2 separate regions of the Homo sapiens genome follow, and region 1 is linked to region 2. Evidence: chromatin contacts called from ENCODE Hi-C or POLR2A ChIA-PET data. All regions are on one chromosome and are shown on one strand. The core of a region is the stretch at or near the end of the contact, and the rest is flanking DNA. Distances in the headings are between cores, read along the strand shown.

What was found. Hi-C counts contacts between places; a loop is a spot of excess contacts on that map. ChIA-PET counts read pairs that join two places held with the same protein, here RNA polymerase II (POLR2A). Pooled maps may share reads with other maps.
Region 1: a loop to region 2 is called in a map of ascending aorta, with 7 times the contacts of the local background. The contact joins the enhancer-like site here to the promoter of GATA6-AS1 in region 2. A Hi-C loop is called at or near these places in 1 of 168 maps with a recorded cell type or tissue (ascending aorta) and 2 of 50 pooled maps. POLR2A ChIA-PET finds 5 or more read pairs at or near these places in 1 of 52 experiments (AG04450).

Annotation. Positions count from the first base shown.
Region 1 is chr18:23,229,771-23,234,359 of GRCh38, reverse strand. The region is part of intron 4 of CABLES1 (Cdk5 and Abl enzyme substrate 1); the gene reads right to left. Among named protein-coding and RNA genes, the nearest start is that of CABLES1, 97 kb to the right of the region's middle. RefSeq lists enhancers at 2,290-2,339, 2,460-2,619. Within about 2 kb of position 2,384, at least 22 of the 41 ENCODE cell types and tissues checked have a DNase peak (open chromatin) inside an H3K27ac peak, as active enhancers do; they include ascending aorta, where a contact is called at or near this core.
Region 2 is chr18:22,165,480-22,170,217 of GRCh38, reverse strand. It overlaps GATA6-AS1 (GATA6 antisense RNA 1 (head to head)), which reads left to right and starts at 1,250. Exons shown (of 2, transcript NR_102763.1): 1 at 1,250-1,551; 2 at 1,835-3,320. GATA6 (GATA binding protein 6) reads right to left here and starts at 629. Exons shown (of 7, transcript NM_005257.6): 1 at 536-629. RefSeq lists enhancers at 2,481-2,984, 4,604-4,738.

The DNA.
Region 1 (4,589 bases), core at 1,135-3,634, 1.1 Mb before region 2:
CCTCTTCCATGAGGCCCCTTATATTCCTAGAGACGGCCAATGAACATGAGGCCAGAGAGCATTCCCTGGGCATCGTGGGACCACAGTTTGCTGGGATCTAGCTGCTGGGTTCTTTCTTTCTTTGTTTTTTTGTTTTGTTCTGAGACGGAGTTTCACTCTTGTTGCCCAGGCTGCAATGCAATGGCACGATCTCGGCTGACTGCAACTTCTGCCTCCCAGGTTCAAGCGATTCTTCTGCCTCAGCCTCCTGAGTAGCTGGGATTACAGGCGCGCACCACCACGGCCGGCTAATTTTTTGTATTTTTAGTACAGACGGGGTTTCACTATGTTGGCCAGGCTGGTCTCAAACTCCTGACCTCAGGTGATCCACCCATCTCAGCCTCCCAAAGTGCTGGGATTACAGGCGTGAGCCACAGCAGCCAGCCTGGGTTCTTTCTAATGCTGCATGAGACCACCTCTCCTTGCTGCTCCCCTTTCTTAGGAGAAATGAATTCTTATCCTAAACACCTACTGGGTTTATTGTTGGTGATGAAAGAATTAATGCCACAGTAGTCACTTCTACCTTGACAGACCACCTAGAAAATGAATATCTTTTAATAGAGGAATAATCTCTAGTAATAACAAGTAATCATTCATTCATTCATTCAGGGATGAAGCCTTGCTCTGTTGCTCAGGATGGAGTACAGTGGTGTGATCATGGCTCACTGTAGCCTCAAACTCTTGGGCGCAAGCCATCCTCCCGTCTTGGCCTCCTAAAGTGCTGGGATTACAGGTGTGAGCTACCATGCCTGGCCAAACAAGCATTTATTTAGCACTTTACTATTTCCAAAGACTCACACATCATTTCTTTGGTTCTTTAAGATGACCCTATGAGAAAGGTACTACTATTTTGATCCAATTTACAGAGGAGGAAACTGAGGCCCTTGGGAGATTGCCAAGGTCACCAGGACGGTAGGTTGGAGAGTTCATCCAATGTCATTTCTAGTACATCACATTGCCGTGGAGATGCAAGATGGACCTATGCTCAGGTGTAACTGCTCACACCTCAAAGGACCACACCCTTCCCCTACGGTAATTTTTAAAATTTGCCACATATCAGAATTGTACGGGGATCTCTGACAAACTGTTATCTGGCTCCCACCCCCAGGCAGTTGGCATGGGCTGTGACCTGGACACCAGGAGTTTTAAACACTCCCCAGGCGATTCTAAACTGCAGCCATGTTTGGGAATGACCAGGTCTTCATGTTCTGACATCCAGTGCCTGTTAGTCAAAGGCACCTCAGACCCACAGCATACTTGCTGTGTGGCCTGGATGGAGGGACCATATTCAGGGGTCATCTCCTACAACCTATGCAAGAACGAATATAAGGCAGGGGCAAATTGCTCCCAGCCAAAGACAAAGTCATCAGGTAAGAAGAGAGGAGGGAGCCAAGCGAGTGGTGAGAAGAGAAGGGAAAAAAGCTATCCTCCAATATAGAAAAAAAAACAGGGATGCTCTGATTCTGTTGAGCCATCATCCTAGTCTCTGGGCATTACATGAATGAGCCGGCTCCCTTATCCTACCCATAATGTGGAGTCTAATTAACAGAAATGCCCAAGACCTTCTGTGCCCAGTAAGTGCTGCATTTCCACAGCAGGCTTCCTGGGAGGCCATGGTAGTGCCACCCTCAAAACATCTCTGGAGTCCCGTTCAGAATCGACACCAAAGTCATGCAGAAGAAAGCCAACAACCAACTCTGTTCACACCCACAAGACCGTCTGCCCTACTGCTGCAGCTGCTATGCAGGCACCCCAGGGCGATTCTCAAAAGGCTTCTTAAAGCAATTAAGGATGGAGATGATGAATGCACAGGGGCACTGGCATAGGGAAGTGCCTACAAAGCAAAAACGTGAACAAGGCAATGAAGCAAAAATACCTGCGGTGGGCAGGGAGGGAGGGGACTGACCACATGCAGAGCAGGACAAAAACAGCAGTGTCTTCCTTTTCATTCAAGGACCAGCAGCTCAGTTCCATGGGCTTCCTACTTTTCCAAAGCCAAAGCCAGCAAGCATGGTCTTCAAATTCCCAACTCCCAAATAATTTTCTCCTTGTTTCCATTTTGCCAGATGGAGAATGTTACTTAGGGCTGAAATTAAGAGAGAAGTAGGGAATATCTTTTTGGAGTGAGTAGGCCAAGGGAAATAAGGAGAATTCCAATAAGCCCATACTGAGAGGGTTCTCAGATGGAGAGCTGGCTGCAGGCAGGGGCAGTCTCAGTCCATTTTCATATCCTGTCTATACAACGTCTGATATGTAACGAACTATTTACTGAGCTGAGCTAGTGTGGCTCTTTGCTGTCTCGCCGGTACTGGTACATGCAGATGGCATGAAACTTGGGTGATTTTCCACTGTGCCCCTTTTCATCTGTCTTCAATTTGCTCACAGGCTCACTGCTTCCCCGGGGCAGCCTTGTCCTGGCCAGCTGTCTGCCTGCCGCCAAATGTGCACATCACACATCACAGTTAACAGAACCAAACCAGTCGCGCCTCTTCCACACTCCCCTTCTTGGCATTTCCTCCAAAGGAAATGAAGCCCTAACAAAAAAAAAATATAGTCATGTGCTCGTATAAAGTCCAAGATTCTATTCCATGAGATAAAACCCAAACCCATTTAAAGAAACAGGGATTCTTAGAAACAGGGATTCCAGTGGATTGTCCAAGCGTCTCAGCGACACTTGGGACCACAAGAAAGACGGGCAAGGCTCCACCAACCCTACCCACAGAACTGGTCCCTCGAGAAATAACGTGACTCACTGCAGTCACCACTTCCCCCTGGCTTTCTACTTACGTCATTCTACTTTCTAAATTGCTAAGGCTAAGCCGAGTAAGAAAATAAGCAAGAATAGTGGGGCCACCCTCAACTGCTACTGGAGACACGTGAGGCTTGTTACAGACCAGTGCCACGCAACAGAACTTCCTGTGATGACGGAGATGGTCCTTATCTACCGTGTTCCATACGATGGTTACGTGTGGCAACTAAGTGCTTGAAATGTGAACAGTTGACTGAGAAACTGAATTTTTATTTAATTTTAATTAATTTAAATGTAAATTGCCACATGTGGCTAGTGACTACTAAGACCCAGTGCTTCCTTGGCAGGACTTTTGCTACCCTTATTTTATAAGTTCCTATGGCAAGATAATATAGTCATAGATACTCAGTGACATGGATTTGGTCTCCCAGTTTTCTTCCCAAGAGTGGCCTATTTTCTGCCTATTGCCTCTGGGGATGTTTAAATTACAGGCCACTGCAGAGGGAGCAGCAGTGCAAGATTCTCCTAAGTCGGAAGGGAAATGACCATGGGGTCCATGATCAAATGGGACCCATGCCTTGCACCATCAGCACCCCAAGAACAGGGCTCCCAGCCATGATAAAGATTCGTAATTCACATCTGGCACAGAGCAGCAGATCTTTTTGCCTGGAGGGGTCACGGGGCGGGTGTGACAGTTTTGGCAGTGCTAGGGCAACCAAAGGAACAACAACCAGCATGTGTTCCCCAAATCCTAGGCATTACAGTAGGTTCCAGGCCCTTCTTTGCACAATACTGGAGATGGGGAGGGAGGAATGCCCAGTGAAAAGTGAGTCTCAATTTCCCCTCAGCCTTGTAGAAGGGGGGTTTACAGTTCATATTAAGTAGATTTAAAAAGAAGAAATGAGGTATTTCTTGTACGCCAAAGCTAGTCACACTTCAAAACTTCGCTGATACAGTAATAAATATCATCTCAGCTCTAGAACACTGACAGCTTCGTGATGGCAGAGGGCAACTTTTCCACGCTTTTCCTCCCTCAGATTCAGGGAGAGGTTATCACTAACTTCAGGGCTACCATTTTGCTGGCCTGGAATTAAGAGCATACACGTACAGGCGTGGGCATAGTCAGCCGTCCACAGAAAACAAAACAGATCTCATTTCTAACAATGTCAGTTTCTTATAGGTTTTTTTTGTTTTTGTTTTGAGATGGAGTCTTGCTCTGTCACCCAGGCTGGAGTGCAGTGGTGCGATCTCAGCTCACTGCAAGCTCCGCCTCCTGGGTTCATGCCATTCTCCTGCCTCAGCCTCCCGAGTAGCTGGGACTACAGGCGCCTGCCGCCATGCCCGGCTAATTTTTTGTATTTTTAGTAGAGACAGGGTTTCACCATATTAGCCAGGATGGTCTCGATCTCCTGACCTTGTGATCCGCCCGCCTGGCCTCCCAAAGTGCTGGGATTACAGGTGTGAGCCACCGCGCCTGGCCCTTCTCATAGCTTTTTAATTTGTATATGTTAAGACTCTTGGGATCTAAAAAATACATCTTTCACAAAGAGGCTGACAAACTTTTCCGGGTTCATTCTTCTTAGGTAAGGGCTCTGATCAATGTTGCTGGAATCTTTCTGATATTAACATGAAACATGAAATTGCTGTTCTTTGGTCGTACTTGACCCCCATAAACAGCAGTTTCACATTGTGCCACATAGCTTAACAGCTCAGGCAACTGCTCAGTCTTTATGTGTGAGTGAAAAGCAGGCAAGACCCATGGTCTTTGCTGTCCCTCTCTTTTGGAAGCCTAGAACGTTGG
Region 2 (4,738 bases), core at 1-2,500:
GAGAAAAGGAGGGGGAACGCAACGGGCTGGGGAGGGGGGAGCGTGAGACCGCCCCAGAGCCGAGGCGACCCCAAATGGGAGAGCAGGAAGAATGACAGGGAGACTCGGAGCGAGTGGGGGAGGGAGGTGAAATGCAGCCGGGCTGGCCTCCTCCAGGCTGCTCTTCCAAATCGCCTCGGCTCATCGGAGATTACCACACTAAAATTAATGCCCACACACAGACCTGGCTAGATAGCAAGAAAGAAGTTTCTCTGCCTGCCTAACTACCGGCTCCCGCCCCTTTGCGCCGAGATAACTCGGAGATAAGGCTGCGCGCAGATAAGCGCTTCGAGGAGAGAAAAAGAGACTAGAAGTTGGTCCGCGGTGTCCCGGGAGCCTGGGAGCCGCCTCAGCCCGCCCGGAGGGAAGGAGGGAAACACCGTCGGAGCCGACCGCGGCCTGGAGAGGGCCGGAGAGCCGGAGGCCAGGGGCCCGCGACGAGTAGGGGTGGAGGGGAGGAAAGCGGGGAGATCGCGCGAGGAGGAAGCAGCCGAACCTCGGGCGGGCGCTGCGCATGGAGAACGGCCGCGGCGGAGGGTGCTCCCAGGCGCGGAGAGAAGCCGAGGGCGCCAGCGGGCGAGCGCGAGTCCGGGGTCTGCGCCGCGCTGCTGGTGAATAAAAAGGAGAGAGGAGGCGCCTCTTACTGCTCTGCCGGAAAACTGCAGCCTGGGCTCCTGATTGGACTCACCGAGCCCTAAACAAACAGCGCTCGCCGAAGGGTGCCAGGCTGTGGGTCGGAACTGCGCTCAGCGAGCAGCTGGGCGCTGGAGGTGAAGAGGAGGAGGAGGGATCGAGGGGAGGAGAGAAAAGAGGGTGGGGAGGGGACGGCGAGGGGGGAGGGGAGCGCGCCGCCCAGGCAGACAATGAGAGCCGCGCTGCCTGCGGGCGTGGGCTGAGCCGCAAGCCCTGTCCCCGGAGTGGGGGCGAGTCCACCCGGGGGGCACCGAGCCCAGGGACCCCGGGGGAGGGGCGGAGGCCACAGAACGCCTGACCTGGCTAGCGACCCGCACCCATCCAGCGGCGGTGCACCCTCCCGCTCCCGCAGTCGCACACACACACCCACACGAGGGAGGGGGAGGGAGCCTTGGCACGGGAGGAGTTGGCAGTGCACAGTCCCGCGCCGCCGCCGCGGCGGGAGGGGCGCTCCAGACCTTGGGTCAGCACGCCCCCAGAAGGAAGGGGGAACGTGCTCTGCGCCCCCCCGCCCCCCAACCCCCGCCTAGCCCCTTCACAGCAAATGCGCTTTTTGCCCTGAAGTTGTGTGAGACCGACCTTAAACTTTCTCCGACCCTATCTCGGGATGCTACGGCTCAGGTCGTGGTGGTTTCGGGAACCTCAAGACAACATTCCCCAGCTGACCTTTGGGAACTTTAACTCGGGTCGTCATGTACGGAAAGGTAGTCTATGGGGTACGCAGAATGGAAAAGGGCTTCCACATCAGTCGTGTCCGAGGACGCTCTCCAACTTTTGATGTCCCTGGAGAGTTTCTGATATTTCCCTGGAGAGTTTCAGGTAAGTCACAGATAAGTCACTGCGAAGAGGGGGTGTCACCTTCCCTGGACCCAGCGCTAAATGCTGCTTCCCCACCCCCACGTTCATATACACACCCCCTCTTCGCTCCCTCCAAACAGTTATCACAACTCTGTACAAACTGATACGGTCCCTAGCGGGCAAAAGGGACTGGAAATGAACGTCGCGGGGTTATCAGCGCCGATCTGTCAGCGGCAACTCGCGCGGCCGCAGGCTCGTCCGCTGCAGGAGCCGTGATATATGTCTCGCTCCCTTTCGCTTACAGAAAGGATTTCTTCCGACAGACGTGACCCCAGAAGGCTGCCGAGGGAGACTTTAGGACAAGAGGCGTTGTTTTTGTGAGAATGAATTTTTATACTTTACCCCGACCCCACCCCCTACCCCCCGCCCAGGTAAATCCAAGTAAATGATTTTCTGAAGGTCGGTCTCCTAGAAAGCGTTTAGGCTCTGGTTTTTTGTTTTGTTTCTATTTTCGTGTTTTCCCAGTTAGGGAAGGAAGAGGAGCCTGTGCAGAGTTGAACTGGGGTGGAGAGGTGCCTTGTAAAGTATGGTTTCCAGAGATGGTGAGACCTCGTAGCTAAGCGTTGTTTCCTCTGCACGTAACTGTGAGTTGTGAACTTGTGGCTCCTGGGGGAGCGGGACAGGGCCTGGCAGTGCGGGGGAGGGGGCAAGGAATTCAGGAAGTTGGCGAGAATTCTTCGTTTTTCATTCTTCGTTGTAAATTGCTTCTAAACACTTCTGAATTTTAAATTGCTACCGAGAAGGTCCAGAAACCGTTCTCATCCAATTTAGTCACTTTTATTACGTTCCACTTTGCCTCCCCCAATCACTGCGGCGGCTCCCAGTTTCAGCGTGGCCGCATTTGGAAAAGGCTGAAGGTAGAAAACTCTGGAATGGAGAGGCTGGCGACTGGAGCAGGATCCAGGGGCTTTAAATTTTAACCTGAATGCGATCGAATGCGCGACTCCCAGAAGAGATAGCCAGGCGTCCGCCCGGCCGCTCAACCCCCGCCAGGACTCGGAATGCCTTGCTTTTGGTTCTTTTCGTGAGTTCCGACCAAATGTTTAAGTGGACTGGGTTTTGCAGAAGCTCATTTGTAAGCACTGACGGAAATGGGTTGTGGGCATTTGATTTCCTTTGATTCCAACGTTTTGAAATAATGTTTCTCGGATTTGCTATTCGAAGCAATTTTCTAAAAACTCATATCTTATTTGCTAAAAATAAACTCTTTGGCTCAGTTTGTGTCCAGGCTGTGTACGGCCTCCAACCCTGAGCCCCGAGGAGATCGAGCCCTGGCGCGAGCCTGATCTCTGTCCTGTGTGTTTCTTTGTATTTGCAAGTACAAGGATGTCTGCGTGGATATCCCTGGACACTCGATACCCCCCGGGGACCTGCTTTTCCCGCAGCTCCGCAGACGCGGCGGGAGGGCGCGCTGGCCCCGGCGCTGCTGGGACAGAGGTGAGCAGCGGGGTGGACATTGACCGATTCGACAACGTTCGGGCTCTAAGGGCTCGGGAAGGGACCCGGCATTTTACCCTCCAGATTCCCAATCTATTTTTAAAAATAATGTTCAAAACATATGGGAAAAATAAGTGATTGCTCCTTTTCATGGTCACAGATTGTATTTATTTTTTCAGACTGGTTTTCCAACCTAACGAGGGAATGGGTAGTGAATGTTGTTGTTGTTGTTGTTGTTTATGTTGGTTAATTTCGAAATAAAACTGTTTAACTCGTACAGTTGATTCAGACAGAAAACCAGGCTGCCTGACGTCTCCAATGTGCCTTTTCCCCAATGCATCTTTGGCGCTAGGGACCGCTCTGGGGAAGACAAGCATGTTTTCAAAGCCACTCCCATGAGCCCCAGACCCGCGCGTGGAGCTTCCTGGGCGCGCCCCAGCTGGTCTGGAAGGCCGGCAAATTAGGAAGTTTGGAGGGAAGAGGTGCACCCCAAACTAGGGAGAAACCCAAGAGCTGGGGAGAAGGCCCCCACTAGTGTCCAAAGTACGCGGACAGCTCTTAAAAGTTATTGTTTTCTTCGTGGGGATATATATTTTTTCTTTTCCTTCCTTTCCTTTTTTTTTTTCTTTCACCCTCGCATGTCTCCTCTTTCGGGATTTGCTAATCTTGAACGAAACTGTTCTCTCCGGACTGTTTCGACCCAATGAGCGGCCCCTCCTGGGCAAGTCGTCCCCCTTACCCTCACAGAGGGCTGGCTCCCGGGCGCGGCCTGTCCCCAGGGTTGATTTATTTCGGCCGCGCCACACCACTATTCGCGATTCGAATCCACCCAGAACACTGCAGCCAATTGGGCAGGGGGCGGGGGCTTGGCTGCCAAACGGGAAGGGTGTTTGGGGACCCAGTCTTGCGCCGCTTCCGGAGGAGCGGCGAGACCCAGCAAGGACCCGCGTCCCCGTGCACCTCCACCCCCGCAAACTCACGCTCATTTTACGATCCTGTCACAAAACTGGCTGCTTCGGCGATGTTTCATAAGGAAAAAGAATGCATTTCTGACTTAAAACATATTTTTAACTTAGATTTTTAACAGCCCAGATTTATGAGGCCTTCTCGCTTATACCATATTTCTTCCCGTCTCTGGGACGCTTTTACCCAAGGACCCGGGGTCACCTCAGAGCCCCCCACCCCTGCCAGCGTCTGGGGCCAGTGGTGGGTTCCGGGCGGCGTGTCCCCCACTCAGCGGCCGCACTGCACGGTAGGCCGTCGACCAGAGTCCTGGCGGTGATTTTCTTTAAGTTTAAATCTCGGGAAACCAAAAACACTCTTTAGAAACGTCAGGTGGTGGCGGCGGAAACTTGCAGGTCGCCCCCACCCCCAGCGCCGGCTCCCGCCGGCGGCCACTTCGGGGAAGGACCGCGCGGAGCCAGCGCCGGGGTCCCCGGGCGGTCGGAATCGAGGCCCGGCGCGTTGCGCAGGCCAGGCCCGGCCCGGAGGCCCCTTGCCCGGCGCAGCCCCCGGCCGACCCCCGTGCGCCGCCGGCGGCCGCCAGCACGGCGCGGAGGTGGGCTAGCGGCGGCGGCGCACGAAAGGTCACCGCGGTGGCATTCCTCTCCGCGCTGTTTACGTGACTTAATGTACTCGCTGCGCCGCGGGTAAGTTCGGGCTGCGATAAGGGGGCGGCCGGGGGAGGGTCGCCGTAAAAGCCCCACGCCGG